Linked DNA regions of Mus musculus: region 1 is linked to region 2. A link is a loop called in an ENCODE intact Hi-C map of the cell type or tissue named here. Cell type or tissue: heart. All regions are shown on one strand.

Evidence for each region. Hi-C counts contacts between places; a loop is a spot of excess contacts. Peaks named below come from ENCODE experiments on the same cell type or tissue, not always from the same donor. Only the 100,000 strongest peaks of a DNase experiment are listed, where the experiment ranks them.
Region 1: a loop joins it to region 2, with 2.2 times the contacts of the local background. A loop is called at or near these places in 4 of 42 quality-filtered maps.

Annotation. Positions count from the first base shown.
Region 1 is chr15:89,351,633-89,359,632 of GRCm38, forward strand. It overlaps Lmf2 (lipase maturation factor 2), which reads right to left and starts at 4,027. Exons shown (of 14, transcript NM_178919.4): 1 at 3,724-4,027; 2 at 2,932-3,185; 3 at 2,795-2,823; 4 at 2,451-2,665; 5 at 2,197-2,375; 6 at 1,825-1,966; 7 at 1,578-1,712; 8 at 1,402-1,507; 9 at 1,227-1,323; 10 at 972-1,154; 11 at 727-895; 12 at 521-632; 13 at 351-447; 14 at 1-255. The coding sequence starts at 3,817. Ncaph2 (non-SMC condensin II complex, subunit H2) reads left to right here and starts at 4,087. Exons shown (of 20, transcript NM_001115132.2): 1 at 4,087-4,311. The coding sequence starts at 4,204. In heart, no CTCF peak of the experiment used is centred here; DNase peaks (open chromatin) are centred at 1,319, 2,489, 4,099, 4,939 and 2 weaker places; H3K4me3 peaks cover 3,485 bases; H3K27ac peaks cover 2,687 bases.
Region 2 is chr15:89,426,211-89,434,210 of GRCm38, forward strand. Chkb (choline kinase beta) reads right to left here and starts at 3,717. Exons shown (of 11, transcript NM_007692.6): 1 at 3,167-3,717; 2 at 2,839-2,947; 3 at 2,504-2,617; 4 at 2,201-2,334; 5 at 1,924-2,019; 6 at 1,747-1,805; 7 at 1,582-1,663; 8 at 1,351-1,459; 9 at 1,114-1,217; 10 at 601-682; 11 at 139-451. The coding sequence starts at 3,390. The coding sequence ends at 380. Gm44502 (predicted readthrough transcript (NMD candidate), 44502) reads right to left here and starts at 3,717. Exons shown (of 27, transcript NR_004843.2): 1 at 3,167-3,717; 2 at 2,839-2,947; 3 at 2,201-2,617; 4 at 1,924-2,019; 5 at 1,747-1,805; 6 at 1,582-1,663; 7 at 1,351-1,459; 8 at 1,114-1,217; 9 at 601-682; 10 at 278-451. C730034F03Rik (a long non-coding RNA gene) reads left to right here and starts at 3,805. Exons shown (of 4, transcript XR_875570.1): 1 at 3,805-3,889. In heart, a CTCF peak has its summit at 4,437 (motif pointing left); DNase peaks (open chromatin) are centred at 661, 2,141, 3,271 and 3,721; H3K4me3 peaks cover 2,889 bases; H3K27ac peaks cover 2,991 bases.

The DNA.
Region 1 (8,000 bases), 75 kb before region 2:
GTTGGCGGCAGCCTGCTCAGAGGCGGCTCTGGAATCCTTCTTGGAGGTTTGCTTACGTTTTTCCTCTCTAGTCTGTTTTGAGGACTGGAGCGGGCGGGGGGCGAGTAGGGTCTGCACAACTCGGATAGCCACCACTGCCCCGAAGAGCCCCCAGAGCAGGATGGGAGGCTCCAGGGGAGACAGCTGTGTCCGCACCCAGTTCAGTGTCTGAGCTAGGCCATTGCTGGGGCTGCGGGCCCGGGGTGGACTCTTATCCTACGGAGACAAAAACCAAGAAAAGCCCACGGGGTTCACTCCTGCAACAGGCAAGCACCCTGCTACCTCTCACAGTTCAGCTGGCTCCTTCATACCTTTAGTCCAAACTGTTGGAGCAGGGTTTCCAGTGTTGGGTCCCCCAAGGATACAGATGGGAAGAATTCCTCTACCCACTGGCGGTGCCACCACCGGCTGTAACAGAACTGGAGAGTCAGCGTGTGGCTATAGCCAGGCCCTGGCCCCCCATCCATCACTGCAGCCTTACCTCTGATCTCCAGGCTTTGAGAACCAGTACTTATAGCGCTGGGCCCGCAGGTAGGTGGGTGGCCGTTCATGAAAGGGGTAGTTGGCAACATGGCTCTGGACTAGTCGGATCACTGTGGCCGGGGAGGAGAGGGTAACATGGATTTGAACTTGTCTTTACCTTCCTGGCCCCTCTCCCGGCCCAGCCCAGCCCGGCCCAGCCCTCACCTGGCTCCTTGCCCTGCAGGAGGCGCAGCACCAGGCCGGTGAACCAGGGGCTGTGTGTATGCGGGCCAAGGGCTGCGAACCACATCTGCCAATCAAGGCGTGGCTGGTGAGGAGTCAGGAAAGGGGGTGGTCGGCTCACATTCCCAGGTTTGTACATGAATTCGATCTCCTGACAGAGGGACACATGGTTAGCTGGGATGGCTGGACTTGGTCCCTTTACCCCTGTATCATTTGGGAGGGCTCACTGTCCAATGCTGTCCGTCATAGCTGCCCTCTAGGACCACTTCCGGCCGCCCGCCCACGCCAGTCATCCGACGGAAAAGGCCGTAAGAGTTGGCCAGCTGTAGGTGCTCCACAGAACCGAACAGGCGATGAGCCCCAGTCCAGAGACGCCCGTGGGTCCCAGGTTCCACATAGGAGTAAGGTACCTGCAGGCAAATAGGCGATAGCTCAGTGCTGCCCCATCTTCCCCCAGTCCCAGTCTTCACAGGGTCACCTACTAGGCTGATCAGGAACAAGGCCACTGTTGCCGTGCCCAGGACGGAGAGCTGGATACCCGCAGAGAACTTCCGTGACCATCCTTGTACCTGGATCCACCTGGGGACGAGAGGGACGGGTGTGGTCAGACCTGATCTGAAAGCGGCTTCTGCCCGCGGTCTTCGGGTACATACATACCTCCAGAGGACAACAAGCAACTCCCAGGCCAGGGAGGCTGTCCCTAGCCACACAGTTGGCAGGGTTACCGTCTTCAGCCACTGGGAGAACTGATGGAAGGTGAAGGCTGCCAGGGAGGAGAGTGTGATCAGGGACTGAGCCAGCCCTTTCCCTTAGGTCCCCATGTTGGCACTTACTGGTTTTCGAGAGGATGATGTGCTGTTGCCAGTCAACCTCCAGGCCAAAGTAGTAGACAGTGCCGTAGGCCAGCAGCCCATAGACAGTCAGTTCCAGCAGTAAGGACAGCGCGGTCAGCAGGGCTTTAGGCCAGGCTATGGGTTGGACAGACAGTCACAGATTGGCTAAGGGTCTGCAGCCAAGGGACAGGGGCTCTTTGGCGGATGACATGGGTTTGGTTGTCGTGATGGGATGACTGACACTCACAGGTGGGCATCTTCTTGTGGCATCTGAGGCCAGGCTCAGCAGACAGGTGACGGTCATCCAGGAGGGCAGTGGTGAGCACCAGGGTTAGCAGGTTGAAGAAATTGTAGTTGCCAGTGATGATAATCAGGACTTGCAATAATGCCTGAGAGGAAGACATGCAGTCAGAGCTATGGAGAGGATGCTCTTGGGCTCCCGCAGACCTAAAGACGACACTTTCCCAAAGGCCACAGCCTCACGTGACAGTATACACCTAGACTGGCTAACACATCCTTCTGCCTGCGATGCTTCCCCCCACAGCACCCATCACCCGACCACTCCCGCCCCAGCAAGCCTCACCAGCCAGTGGTAAAGGCCACACTCTCTTCTACCTACCTGAGCGTAGAAGGCAGTAAGTCGTAGGCGGCGAATAGGAGCAAAGAACAGGGGTGGCACTGCGATCTCGATGAGGAAGGTGGCTACCACGCTGAGCTTGTGTAGCCAGACCGGCAGATGGTGAGCAAACCAGGCAGCGGGTGTGGGCAGGCACTGAGTCTCATAGTGGTAGGTCAGAGCTGCAGGAAGCGAGTGGAGGTCAGGGCTGGTTAAGAGCCTCTAGACCATCCCAGCTTCAGGCCCCGGGCCCTCACCAGTGAGTCCCCACCACGTAGGGCAGCGGCTGGTCAACTTGACCACACCAGAGGCGAACATGAGTCGAAACAGCAGCCAGCGCACGAGCCAGAATGGGAGGTCTTCATGGGGTAAGGCTCCTGCTAATCTACCCTGGAGAATCTTGTGTTTGGAAGGCCCCCTCAGCGGGGCTACCAGTATAGCTAGGAAGCCAGTCTCCAGCAGCAGGGAATCCCTATAGGGAGGGAAATATCCTAAATTTCCTATTTAGGTTGCTTAATAGGAACCTCCCAGGGTCCTCCCAGGAGAGGCAAACAACCCTGCCCAGTGGCCTCAGGCAGATTGGGCCCCCGGAATCACTCACCACTGGAAATAAAGGAACACTTGGCCCACCTGTAGGGAGAGAAGTGGTCAGGGAGCCACTGTGTGTCTGCTGCATCAGGTGAGGCAGAGAGAGAGGGTGGGTTAGATGAAGGCTGAAGTTTTAAGTGTCTCACTTGCCTGGTAGGCTGATCGGTATGCAACCCAGAGCAGCAGGTAGACGAAGGGGTGTCTCAGAGAGTTCAGGAGCAGGGCGCCCAGGGCTAGCACGGTGCCCAATAAGGTCAGTAAATCCAGACCTTGGGCAGTATCCAGCCCCAGTCTTGGTGCCTCCCACAGCAGCGTTGGTGTTTCCCACAGCTGCTGCCACAGGCCCTTGCCTTGGGGCCGCAGTGTTCTTCGAGCAGGAAGGATGCCCTCTGGGCCATAGAGGCCTGTGGGAGGGTATGTCAGGGCCAAGTCTTAGACATCTTCCCAGTCTAACATGCACATGAACTTAGGCCCCGGAGATGCTCCACCACCAGCTCCTGGCATGCAGATGTCCCAAACCCCCAACTCCAGGTTGTGCTTGCAGATGTTCCCATCCCAGGCAGGGCTTGCTCTGTCTACCAGATGGTCTCTCTCTCTCACGTTGGAAATTGTTGACCCCCAACACCAGGTTCAGAAGACCTGATTCTGGGTCAGCACCTTCTGTCAATTAGAGCGCATCCCTCTCTTACCTGCCCACAGAGTCCAGGTAGAAATCTGCCACCCACTCCCCTCGGGGTTTTTCCCTAAGCCTAGATGAGACTACTAATAGTTAAGGGAAATCGACCCTTGTGCTTCTTTTTCCTCCACTTTTGTTGCCCGCAAACTACCACCCCTTAATCCCGCGCAGAGAGAGGCCTGGACTTTACACCCGCCTCAGAGGGCAGTGAAGGAAGGGATGCTACCACGTCCACGTGTGACGATTCAACCCCTCCGCGCCCTCACCTGGGATCTGGGTGTAGAGGGACGCAAAGGCGAACAAGTAGACAGCGGCCACACCCTGTAGGAAAAGCTGCTGTGGGACCCGGGAGCTCGCCATGTCCGCTACGCGGTCTTGCCGAAGTAGTGCCCTCTAGTCTCCTAGCTGCCCCCAGCCCGGCCTCTGGCCCACGCCGCAGCCGGAATCCGTCAGTCCGGTCGGGTCACTGAGCTCCACCCAGTGCCAAAGAACTCACCGCTAACCACCTAGAAACTTAGTCTCCTCCGCTCCTCCAGGCCCCCCCCCTAGACACGGAGCCCCGCCCCCGGTGTAGGCCCCGCCCCCGTCGGGCCCGCTTCTTTACTTCTTCGAAACTGGGCCCGCCTGACGTCATACGTGTGCGCGCAGTGCCCTGGCTACGTACTTCCGGGGCGGGAGCACCAAAATGGCGCCAGAACCAGTAGCGGGTTGAGCCATGGTTCCGGGCTTCTAGTCCCGTTCTAGACATGGAGGATGTGGAGGTGCGCTTTGCTCACCTCTTGCAGCCCATCCGGGATCTCACTAAGAACTGGGAGGTGGACGTGGCGGCACAGCTGGGCGAGTATCTGGAGGAGGTGAGGGCGGCGGGGGAATGGCATCGGCCTGGGCGCTCAGGCTGCATTGCCACCCCCCGCCTCCGGGTCTGTAGCCGTCTGGTGTGTCATCCGCAGTCTTGTTTCTTTCCTCACCCCCCTTCAAAATCCAGCCTGCCTCTCGAAACTTTCAGCTAGATTCTCCCGGAGCTGTCCTTTTCAGGCCTCTGTCGGTTAGCGAGCTGTGAAGTCGATTTGGTTGGATGATAATCATTTTTCTCCAACAAGTACATTATTTCCGTTTTCTTTGGGGGAATACAATACATTAAGAAGCAAACTTTTTGTTTTCCCCTTTTGGGGGCGGATTTAACCTGGGGCTTTGGACAGGTTTGGCAGGCACTCTACCACCGAGCTTTTTTTTGGAACCTGTTTTTCTTCTTGAGCCAGGCGCCAAGGCAGGTCTTAAACCCGAAGTCTTCTGTCCCAGTCTCCCGATTATTTGCAACTACCAATCAACCCTACCATACCAGGACTCTTACAGTAATGGAGAGAGATCTGGTTCCCGAAGGAAAAGGGATTTTGTATCTTAGACCTCAAGCCCCGCCCACACGATCTTCCCGCAGTGCGACGCACCCATACCCCAGGCTCTTAATTTGAACCAGTTTTGTCCAGAAGGATCCGCCCCCTCCCCCATCCTGTTGGTGGCCCAGCCCCTCGCCGTAATCTAGCCTATCAGCATTCCATTCCTCCGTTTTGTTTTTTTTTAAGTTCAGGTCTATTCAGTCACTGTCTGCTCCGTTTCTGCACGTTCACACTTTGGCTCAACACAATCGGATCCCACTACTGAATAGTTACAGGTCTCAACTCGAACTGTAGTGGTCTTCGTATTTAAAAATAAAAGAGACGCTCGAAGTGCCCTGTTGGGGAGATTTCTCGGTCTGACAGCTTCCTTTTTGAAACAGTGCTCTTAGGATTTCTATTTGACTGCTTCTGTTTTCTTTCTTAAGTGTCGAGCTTCTTGGGGTGGAGTCTTCTTTCCCTTAAAAATAGAAAATCTTACTTGTGTGATTTTTTTTTTTTTTAAATACAAGTTTTCAACTCCATGTGGTGGGATACACCCATACCGATCTTCCTTGTGAGCTGTCCCAGATTTGTTTGTTCTAGCCACTCCCTTGGCATGTGCTGGGATGTTACTCGAGCTCTTGGATGTTATTTAAAGTGGAGCTTTTGGGTTGTGGTTCAAATTCTAGTCCTCTATTTTGGTAGTGTTTCACTGTTTAACTAAAGGTGAAAATTAAGAGATGTGATAAGGCCTCATGTCTCACACCAAGTTTACCAATGAATTGTGTCAGTTATATTGCAAGAATATACTTCCTTCCCCACTATATCTGGTCTAGGTGTATTAAACCTAGATATTTAAAACCTTCTCATCCAGGCTCTTAGATTGGACACCATCCAGTCTGAAGAATTAAAACTGGAGACAGGGATGGGGGCGCAGGGACCTGGAAAGCTGCCTCATCAATTCAGAGCACTGACTATTCTTTCAGAGGACCCAGGTTCAGTTCTAAGCACCCACAGGACAGATCGCAGCTGTCTGTAATCCCAGTTCCTGGGGATCCAGTGCCTTCATCAGGCCTCCACTGGCACCAAACATACAGGTGGTACACAGATATGGATACAGGCAAAACACCTACATCATTTTTTGTTTTTAGAAAATTTAAATCAGGGCTAGAGAGATGACTGGATAAGAGCACTTGCTGCTCTCGTAGAGGACCTGGGTTCAGTTCTCAGAACCAAAAAAAAAAAAAAAAAAAAAAGTAGCTCACAATGGCCTGTAACTCTACTTCCAGAGGTCCCAGGGCCATTTTTGGATCCATGAACCCCTGCAAGCACATGGTGCACACACATTAGTGCAAGCACACACACATCTTAGGAAAAAAAAAGTTATAACCAGGCCTCAACATTGCATAGTTGTTTGCTTGCTGGTTTGTGGTCTGTCTTTACCCTACAGTATAAATTCTAGAAGGGTAGAGATTCGTATATGCTTTCTTATTCTTTGTAGAATGTCTGACACAGTAGGTGCAGGATAAATGCTTATTAAATGAACATGTATTTTTTTTTAAAAGACTTATTTATTTATTATATCTAAGTACACTGTCGCTGTCTTCAGACACCCCAGAAGAGGGCGTCAGATCCCATGATGGATGGTTGTGAGCCACCTTGTGGTTGCTGGGATTTGAACTCAGGACCTCTGGAAGAGCAGTCAGCGCTCTTACCCGCTGAGCCGTCTCTCTGGCCCTTGATGATCAACCTGCACTGCACAGTTGGCTGAGAAGCGCCAAGAACAGTATTAAGAGGTCATATTGTGGAATCAGGTTTTCTTAAAAGGATCTGTGGGCACACTGTTAAATTTGTTTCCTGGCTTGGTCAGCTCTTCTGCTTCAGATAAGGCTCCTTTCCTGCCCCCGGGTCTGTTCCCATGATGTCTTTAATCTCAGCACTTGGTAGGTGGAGGGAGGAGGATCAGTTCAAGATCATTCTTGGCTCCAGAATCCATGTGAAGCCTGAGCTATAGGAGGCCCTGTTTCAATTATCAAATAACAAGAAGACTATGCCACATCGCCTAACGCTTTGCTGTCCTGGCACTGATGCTGTATATGTTCTTCTTGTTTTCCATCTAGTTACCAGTGTTCTAACATGCCTTATGGTGTTACTTTCTTTTATTTGTTCATTGTTATTAAGTATTATATGCCAAGAATCAACTTAAAATTAAAAGAAAAAAGAAAACAGATGTCAAGCAAAGCAAAGAGTAATTCATGCTTTGATAAAATGTCTGCTCTCCAGGGAGGATGGATATCAGGGTGGGAACCACGTCATTATTGCTTCCTACCTAGACGTGTCTATTTGGCCTAAGCACTATCTCTTTATGTTTCATATAAATCAATGTAGCCTTTACAACAAAGTCTGAAATGGTCACTAGTGAGATGAAATGATGTGCTGATAGTAGACAAAGCTTCTCTGTTCCCCACCGTCTGTATTGTGTGTTATCACAAGTGCATGATAAACTGTATTGTGTGAGTGTGATAAACTGTATTGTGTGAGTGTGATAAACTGTATTGTGAGTTATCACAAGTGCATGATAAACTGGAGAGAAAAGGCTAGGAAGTCATGAAGACTGAGACTGAGGGACCTGGTTGTGTTTGAGGTAAAAGGAGTTGCCATGTCTGGTAAGCCGAAAATTTCTATGTAGTGGGGACATGGGGCTTGCCTCTGGAAGGCATGAAAGTCAGTTCACAGGCAAAGGCTGGTAGCTGGAAGAGACTACGAGTTTACATAACTCCCTTGGGGGATTTTACAATTTCAGGTTTTCCCTCTGAGTGGCAGAAAGCCTGTAACGAACTTGCAGGAGAGGTTAGGCTGGGCCAGGTCAGCTGTCATTAGAGAGGAACTTGAGGTAGTAGGGGACTGATCCAGATTGAACTGCCAGGTGAATAAGAGGAGCTGAGAGCCTTCATTTTGGGGGGATGAGTGTGGATGCTCAGAAGCTAGCATGGACTTGCTCACTGGACTCTTATTTATAAAAATCTGGGTAGTTGAATAGGACAGTTGGACATAGGGGTTTGGGCAGTAGTAAGAGTGTTTGCAAGACTTTAAGTTCAATCCCTATTACCTTGAAGAACAATTCTGGGCTGTGTCTTTATTTATTTGTTTATTTATTATTTATAGATCTT
Region 2 (8,000 bases):
TTTTGTTAGTGTAGGAGCCCAATCTTCAGTAGTTGTTACTTCTAAACAGAAGCCAGGGAGTATTATGGGATAGGAGACCTCAATGAGCGGAATGGACCCCTCCCACTTTTAAGCCCAGTGCACTCAACAGAATGTCACTTAAGTCTGTATTTGTTTAAGTTTATATTTGTGAAGTTCATTTATTTGAGTACATAGCCCCGGGGGGCTCTCAGATGCCCACCTTGGGCAAGTACTAAGAAAAGGCTACAGAGGTCGGCTATTTCAACAACAGTCTCACTTTGAGGCACAGCCCCGTCTCTGGGGGTCGTCTGCTCTCTGCCCCTCCCTCCAAGGTCCTGCCCCGGAGGCTCCAGGAGAAACTTGAGGTGGGGTTGGATCCTCAGGATGATGGGGAACTCGTCAGCTGGCCCTTCTGCTGGAAGTAGAACTGGAACCGAGATTGGGCATACTCCTAAGGAAGGAAGTCCGAAATGCAGTGTGAGAAGCCTGGAAAACAGCATTCTGCCCAAAGCCACCAGGGCCTGCCCAGCTTTCCTGGAGGACGTGACCGGAGCAACTCTGCAGCGCCCACCCAACATGCCCACAGTAGGGCTTACTTACCAAGTAGCCGAACTCTATAGTGGACATCGAAGCCTGCAGGGTGGACCACAGACCCCAGAAAAAGTGAGATGCCAGGGAGTACCTAGGGAACGAGGGTGGGAAGAGGAGGTGCGCTCAAGAGCCCATTTCACACTGCCTGGCTTCCAGCCCGGGCTGCCCAGCCTCCAAAATATCCACGGCTCTGCCAGTTCCCTAATCCCCGTCCAGACTGAGACTCTCTCTGACAGTCTCTGGTGTGGTCTTCTACCTCTACCCTGACACCTTACCTGCAGGGCTCCTTTTTCTTTTCCTTTTTTTTGTTTTTGGTTTTGTTTTGTTTTGTTTTGTTTTGTTGTTTTGTTTGAGAAAGGGTTTCTCTGGCTGTCCTGGAACTCACTCTGTAGACCAGGCTGGCCTTGAACTCAGAAATCCGCCTGCCTCTGCCTCCCAAGTGCTGGAATTAAGCACCACCACTGCCTGGCCTCCTTTTTTCTTCTGAAGGGTTTTCCCCTCCCCTTTCCCCTCCTTTCTCACCGACTGATCTCTAGCAGCAATTCTTCTTCCCGTTTCTTCTGTTCCTCTTCGGAGAGGATCTCACCCTTCTGAACCTCTGCCAGATAATGGCGAATAAAATGGAGCTGAGATCAATGGACAAGAGTCAGGGACTGGGGAGATTGGAATATCACCCTCTGTAGCCTTTATTCCTCTTTTCGAATGAAACAGAACAGGAAGCCAGAAGGCTTTTCTCTTCCCAACCTCCAGACTATATACCTGCTGTTCTCTAGTGGGGTAGTCCGTGGGTCTTGCTTTGTAGAAAGGCCATTCTTCATAAGTATAATCATAAACCCACTCACAAAAATGATTCCCAATGTCAAAGCCCCTGGGAGGATAGAGCAAACATTCAGTCCATGGGCAGCGGGGCTGTGGAGGTGAAGGGCCTGGCCTGTTTTGCCAGGACCCTGTAGGAACAGGACCCACAGGAGGCAGTCCTCCCACACTTACCTGTAGTTATAACTACTGTACTCAAAATCAACCAACATGAGGTTATCATCACTGTCTGGCTCTGAAAGCAACAAGATGTTTCCTAGGGGAATGGGGATTTTGGTCACTTCAGGGCATGCTGCCCTCTTTCGGCGTGGGCTCAAAGACTCACATACATTCTCCTACCTTCCTGGATGTCATTGTGGCAGAAGACCACTGGTGACGGGGTATCGTCTAGTAACTTCCTGTAGAGGTAGAGAGGCGTAGGCTATAAGGCCTTGTGACTAGCCCTCAACAAATCCTGGAGAGGACACTGATAAATGCCAGTGCCACCCACCCGCCCACTATGTCATCCGCCTTCACCTGAGGCTGTTCATCTCGTCCTTGAGGCTGTACATCTCTACCAGGTTCATCTGGGGAAGGCTGGTGGAAGGCAAGTCCTGGATCTGCTTCAGGTACCTGGAAGCCGCCCAAACGGGAAACATTCTGTCTATCTCTCCCCACCCCCTTCTATCGACTCTTCAGGCCAAATTGTCCTGTCACTGGGCTTTGGCTGGGAAACAGAGTCCATGATACTGGGGTATCTATCCACTCAACTAGAGGTTCAGTTTTAGATGCACGGATCCCAAACTGGACTCACCGCTCCATGGTCCCAAACAACCATCGGGGCTCCTTAGTGAAGGGCATCTCCATACCATGGAAACGGGCCATCCTCGTTGCAATGGCTCCCGACAACACTGGGTCCCGGAGCTCTTGAGTTTTCAACGGCCGGCTCTGTACCCAGTAACCTATCAGGGTGGTGAGGGGGCTGGGGCGGGAGGGGGAAGGGATACGGGATGGGAGGAGATCAAGGTCTTAGGGAAATTTCCCTACCTGGGATGTGAAGGCAGACTTTGGGAAGGGTAAAGACTTGGGGTAAAAACAACAAAAACTGGGCTCTTACTGGGAGGTACTGTTCCAAGCGGCCCTCTGGAAACACTCCGTAAAGCTGGGGCCCTAGAGACCGCTCTGCGAGAATGGCGAACATCACGCTTTCTAATACCAAGGAGTCTACACCCTGATAAAAGATGTATGGCAAAGGGGCTCATGTCAGAAAAAGCCAGAGGTACGTGGGTACTGGCCCAAATCGGCTTCATCTACAATAGCTTGGACTTCTGCTCTTACTGACTGAGAATTCTTGAGCTTCAGCATATTCAGCTACACAAATAAGACACCACTTTCTGCACCACTTGCTCCAGATGTCCGAACTCCCAAGTTACGATCCTTCTTTTCCCTCACCTGCAGGATGGCCCCGTAGAGTCGTAGCAGCACCTCCCGGGGCTCCCCGCCCACACTGGGTACGTGGTTCGGTAGTGAGCATCGGAAGAGCAGGTTGCTGAGGCCTCCGCTGCAGATCCACACAGGTCAGGCTCAGCAAGGGTCGTCCCCCCGATTGGTGGGACCCACTCTAGACACCCTTCCCGAGAGGACCTCCCAAGTCCCGAAGGGGGACCCCGCCCCCCAGCACAGCAGGCTGCAGACCTGCCCCCACCCCCCACCCCCCCGCGTAGCACTGACGGCGACCGAACTGGGAGTGTCCCCAGGGTCCCCAGGGCTGACCCCTGACCTCACGGGACAAACGCTCAGCTCCTCCGGCCGCGCTCGGCGCCAGGCCCCGCCCAGGTACTCCCGGCACCACTGATAGGCTCGGCGCTGCGCGTCACGGGACAGCGAGGAAGCGCGCCGCCGATTGGGGATTGGCTCTGGGCACTTAGCATCCTGCAAACCGTCCTTGGGCAGGCCGCCGCCGACAGCCCCTCCTCCGACTACCCCTGTCCCGTCTGCCGCCATGACGTGGGCTCCGTTAGGTTTAACGCCTGCCGGTGCTCAGCGAGCCTCAGGTGAGGTTGGCTCCTTCCGGGTAGGCTCGGTTCCGCTTCCCGGAAGCCGCAGAGTCTCTGGGCGTCCTCGGCTCTTCGCGACTGCCTTCGGCTTTCTTGGTGGCTCCAGTCCTGGGACCGTTTCCAAGCCAGATGCGATTCTCAGGGCTGCGGCGCTCAAAGGCAAAGAGGGACGGCAGCTTTCCCTGAGTGGGGCGCGCTCGGGCCACGCCCGATCCGCCTATCAGTCTCTGCAAAAACAAGTTACTGCGTGGACTGTGTCCGGAACCAAGGAAGTGACGTAGGCCAATCCCGAGCGCCGTGGGCGGTTGGACAGTAGCTCCGCAAAGCTTACGAGCCAGGCTCTGGCCAATGAATGGACGATGGTAGTTTGCGGCTCCTTTATAACAGCTGCTGTGTGAGACACTCTACTAGGGAGTAGATTAGCCGAGCCTGTGGTGACAGTTGGGGTAAGTGAATGGAAGAATGAAAACGTAGGTTCTAACGATTCCCCTTTCCACAAGGCAGCAGGTGTATATGTGATGCTGGAAGGCGTAATAAGAATCAGTCCGGCGTGTCCAGCGCTGCATAGACCGCATGAGCGCCATTAATGTGACCCAACACAATAACTTAAAGTATTTTTCTTTCTCGAGAGAGTGTGTCTCTCTCCTGTTAAATATCGGGAAGAGGGAGACGTTAATGGTCAGCTTAGAAAGGAAGCTTACACAATCCATAATTCATCTGAAGGATGAGGTTTATTAGAATGAAAGGGCCTCAAAGCTACGAGTTTCGGTGTAGGGGAGGGAGAATTGAACATGAGACCTTAGAGTTAAGAAAAGACTTTCCTTTAAAGTCTAGGGATGGGGCTGAAGAGGTGGCTAAGCGGTTAAGAGCACTGATCCCTCTTCCAGAGGTCCTGAGTTCAATTCCCGCCAACCATGTGGTGGCTCACAACAGTCTGTATGTAATGGGATCCGATGCCCTCTTCTGGTGTGTCTGAAAATAGCCACAGTGTACTCATACACATAAAAAATAAATAATTCTTTTTTAGAAAGCCTAGGGAGTGGGGGCTGGCGAGATGGCTCAGTGGTTAAGAGCACTGACTGTTCTTCCGAAGGTCCTGAGTTCAAATCCCAGCAACCACATGATGGCTCACAACCACCCGTAATGAGATCTGACGCCCTCTTCTGGTGCGTCTGAAGACAGCTACAGTGTACTTACATATAATAAATAAATCTTAAAAAAAAAAAAAGGGAAGAGAGTTCATTGTGCGGGTGCGGGGTGTGTGTGTGTGTGTGTGTGTGTGTGTGTGTGTATAAGAACGCGGGGGAAGCATTCAGGAAACTGAAATCGGTGGTTAATTACCTGTGAATCTGAGGACAGTCTAGTCTATATACTGGGTTCCAGGCCAGCCAGGCTACATAGTGAGAGAAGAAAGGTGGTAAGAGAATTAATGGGGTGGCAGCAGAGGAGCCAATCAGAGAGCAGCCTTAAGAGCAATCTGTGAAGCAGACAGCTGAGGTGTTTCCAGACCGATCTCCTAAAAAAAAAAGAGAGAGAGAAAATTGACTTCAAAACAAAATTTTTTAGAATTGTCAAAACCATGAGCAGTTTTCCTACATGGCCCACTGAGAGCTGGAGAGAGGCATCCCCTGCTCCAGGCTGTGGGAGCTGGCTTAAAGATGTAGGCTATCTCCCCTTTAATCCCAGCACTGGAGAAGCAGAGGAGTACAGGGTCAGGACACAGACAGATAAACGTGCAGGTGGGTATTTTAACTTCCTTAATACTTTGGACCGTGAACTTTGTGGAGAATGAACTTTGTAGGTGGTAACATTGTTTTATGTTGCAATGTTAAAACTCTGGACCAGCCTGGAAATGTTAGGTGGTGTTTTTATTTTTTATTTTGGCTAGCTTTTGAGCCTGGGAAAGAGTTCTAAGCTCTGTTTTCTGGGCCGAGGTTCTAGGTGAAAGTGGCCTTGATTCTGCTATCTGACTGACCAGACCATATCTTTCCAGCCTTTTTTTTTTTTTTTTAACATAACTACTCCTATCAGGAAGTCAGGCCTGGGTTGGCATAGCTTGTCCTTTGTGACTTACTAGAGGTCAGCTTCTTAGCCTGTGGGACATGCATGACCCCGTGAGGTTGGCTGAATGTAGGGATTGGTGAAAGATTTGGCGACAGTAAAGGTTTCTGAACAAATAATAACCAGAAATTAATGTAAAATAAATCAAGACAAAGGAATTCAAGATGTTTCTGACCACTAGATAACTGAATTGTAGCCTTGGTTTTGAGCACACAGCATGCGTACTTCATGTGGCCACACCAACTTGGCTAGTATTTGAGACTGTGGTGTACTGTTGAAACAGTTGGTGACCCGGTGACGTAGGTCTCCTGTCTCTGGCCAGGTTCTTGGCCATCCTTCCTCCAGGAATGGACTGGGAAGACAGCAAAGGAAAGCATGAGCAACTTTATCTGCCTCGTGGACATAAAGAGTTCCAAGGGTCTCGATGAATGGCTCCAAACATATTTCTGCTATTTTGTACTTCATATTTAAAGCCAAACTCTCAGCACTGAAAATCATAAAGTAAGAATATCAAATTTGAAAAACTGTTACTGTTCTGTACCCCAGGGTATCCAACATTCAGCCAGAATTTAATGTTTTGGGGTTTTTGTTCGGTTTTTGGTTTTTGGAGACAGGGTTTCTCTGTGTCGCCATGGCTATCCTGGAAGTCATTGTACAGAGTGGTCAGGGTGGTCTTGAACTCAGAGGTCTGAGATGCCTCTATTTCCTGAGTTCTATGGTTAAGAGGTATGAGCCACCAATGTCTGGCCAGAATTTAATGTTTTATTTAAACATAAGCATGTGCCTCATTCGGAAGCAGTTTTTCCCACCTTAACAAATGGTAAACACACACACACACATATTAGGCCTAAGAATATATATATATATATTTTCATATTCCTAAGAATTGTTTTTAAGTATTTTATGAGTTATCACCAAATGTTTATTTGTATGTTTATTTGTATTACATATACACCTGGGGCTCAGTATAAATTTCTCAGGTTAACAAACTGAGCAGTGGGAAAAGTTGACAAATCTCTGTGTCAGGAGTAGGCACTCCTACTGTTGGCTTCTCTCTTACAGTGTACTTTTAATCAGTTTGTCTTAAAGGATAGAAAAACAAAAACAAAAACAAGAGAATCTTCAAGAAATGTGCAAAACAGAGACTTTTGTGCAAACCTGCAAGAGAGGGCAAATAGTCTTATAGCCTGCTAGTTCTTGCTTCAGTTTTTCCATCAAGTAAATAATTATAGGATAGAAAGTTTGAAGTCTATCACACACAAAGTTTATTGCAGCAAAAATAGCACACACACAGAGTACAGTATACAAAGTCATAGCTCACTGAATAACACTGTGTGTGTGTGTATGTGTGTGTGTATGTGTTGGCAGAGCAGCATTTGCCCCTGGGAGTGTCCAGATGGTCTGCAGCTCCTTTCTCGGGCCAAACTCTGACCTATATACAATTGTGGAAAACTCAGGCACACGAGTAAGGCCTAGAAGGAATGTCTTGCAAAGCAAAACAAGACTACGGGGACAGGGAAGTAGAGAAGGGGGGACACAAAGGGGCCAAAGAGCCCGTTTGCTCAAGTTCTGATTGCAGAGCTGCCTTTAGTAGCTAGCTAAATGATACATAAACAGCAGGGGAAGAATATGAATTGTTCATTCCTGAGGTGAACCTAGAGTCCCATGTCTCTGTCTACCATTACCTTCTTTCCAGCCCCTGTGCTGCCCACCGCTGGACCAGCTGGGGCAGACTTTTTTAAATGTTTTTAGTAGGGTGTTGGACAGGGCTTGAATTGGACCTGGCAGTATACACTTTGTGGGTTGGGTCATTTTGAATGACAGCAGGAACCTGATTGGGTGAGATAAGGTTGGGGGGGGGGGGGGAGTGGGGGTTGGTGGGGGGGGGGGCCTTTACCATTTCTTCTGGGGTTGGGTTGGCCTGGGTTTAGTGAGAGTGAGTTAGCCTGCCCATCTTACCAGAGAGGGGGGAAAAAAACAAAACAAAATAAAACAAAAAACCTGAAAACCCTCTAGTAGGTTTCTTTGATGGAAATAAGCCATCTCAGTTCAAAAAAATAATTGGAGCCAGGTATAATGGCACACACCATTGGGAGGCAGAGGCAGGTGGATTTCTGTGAGTTTGAGGGCAGCCTGGTTTACATAGTGAGTCTAAGACAGCCAGGATGCATAATGAAATCCTGTCTCAAAAAAAAAAAAAAAAAAAAAAAAAAAAGTAGGTCTGGAAGGGAGACTGTGGTGTTTTGAATAAGAATGGCCCTCATTGGGGCTGGAGAGATGGCTCAGAGGTTAAGAGCACTGACTGCTCTTCAGAAGGTCCTGAGTTCAATTCCCAGCAACCACATGGTGGCTCACAGCCATCTGTAATGAGATCTTATGGCTTCTTCTGGAGTATCTGAAGACAGCTATAGTGTACTTACATATAATAAATAAATAAATCTTAAAAAAGAAAGAAAAAAAAAAAGAATGGCCCTCATAGGCTCATAGATTTGAATA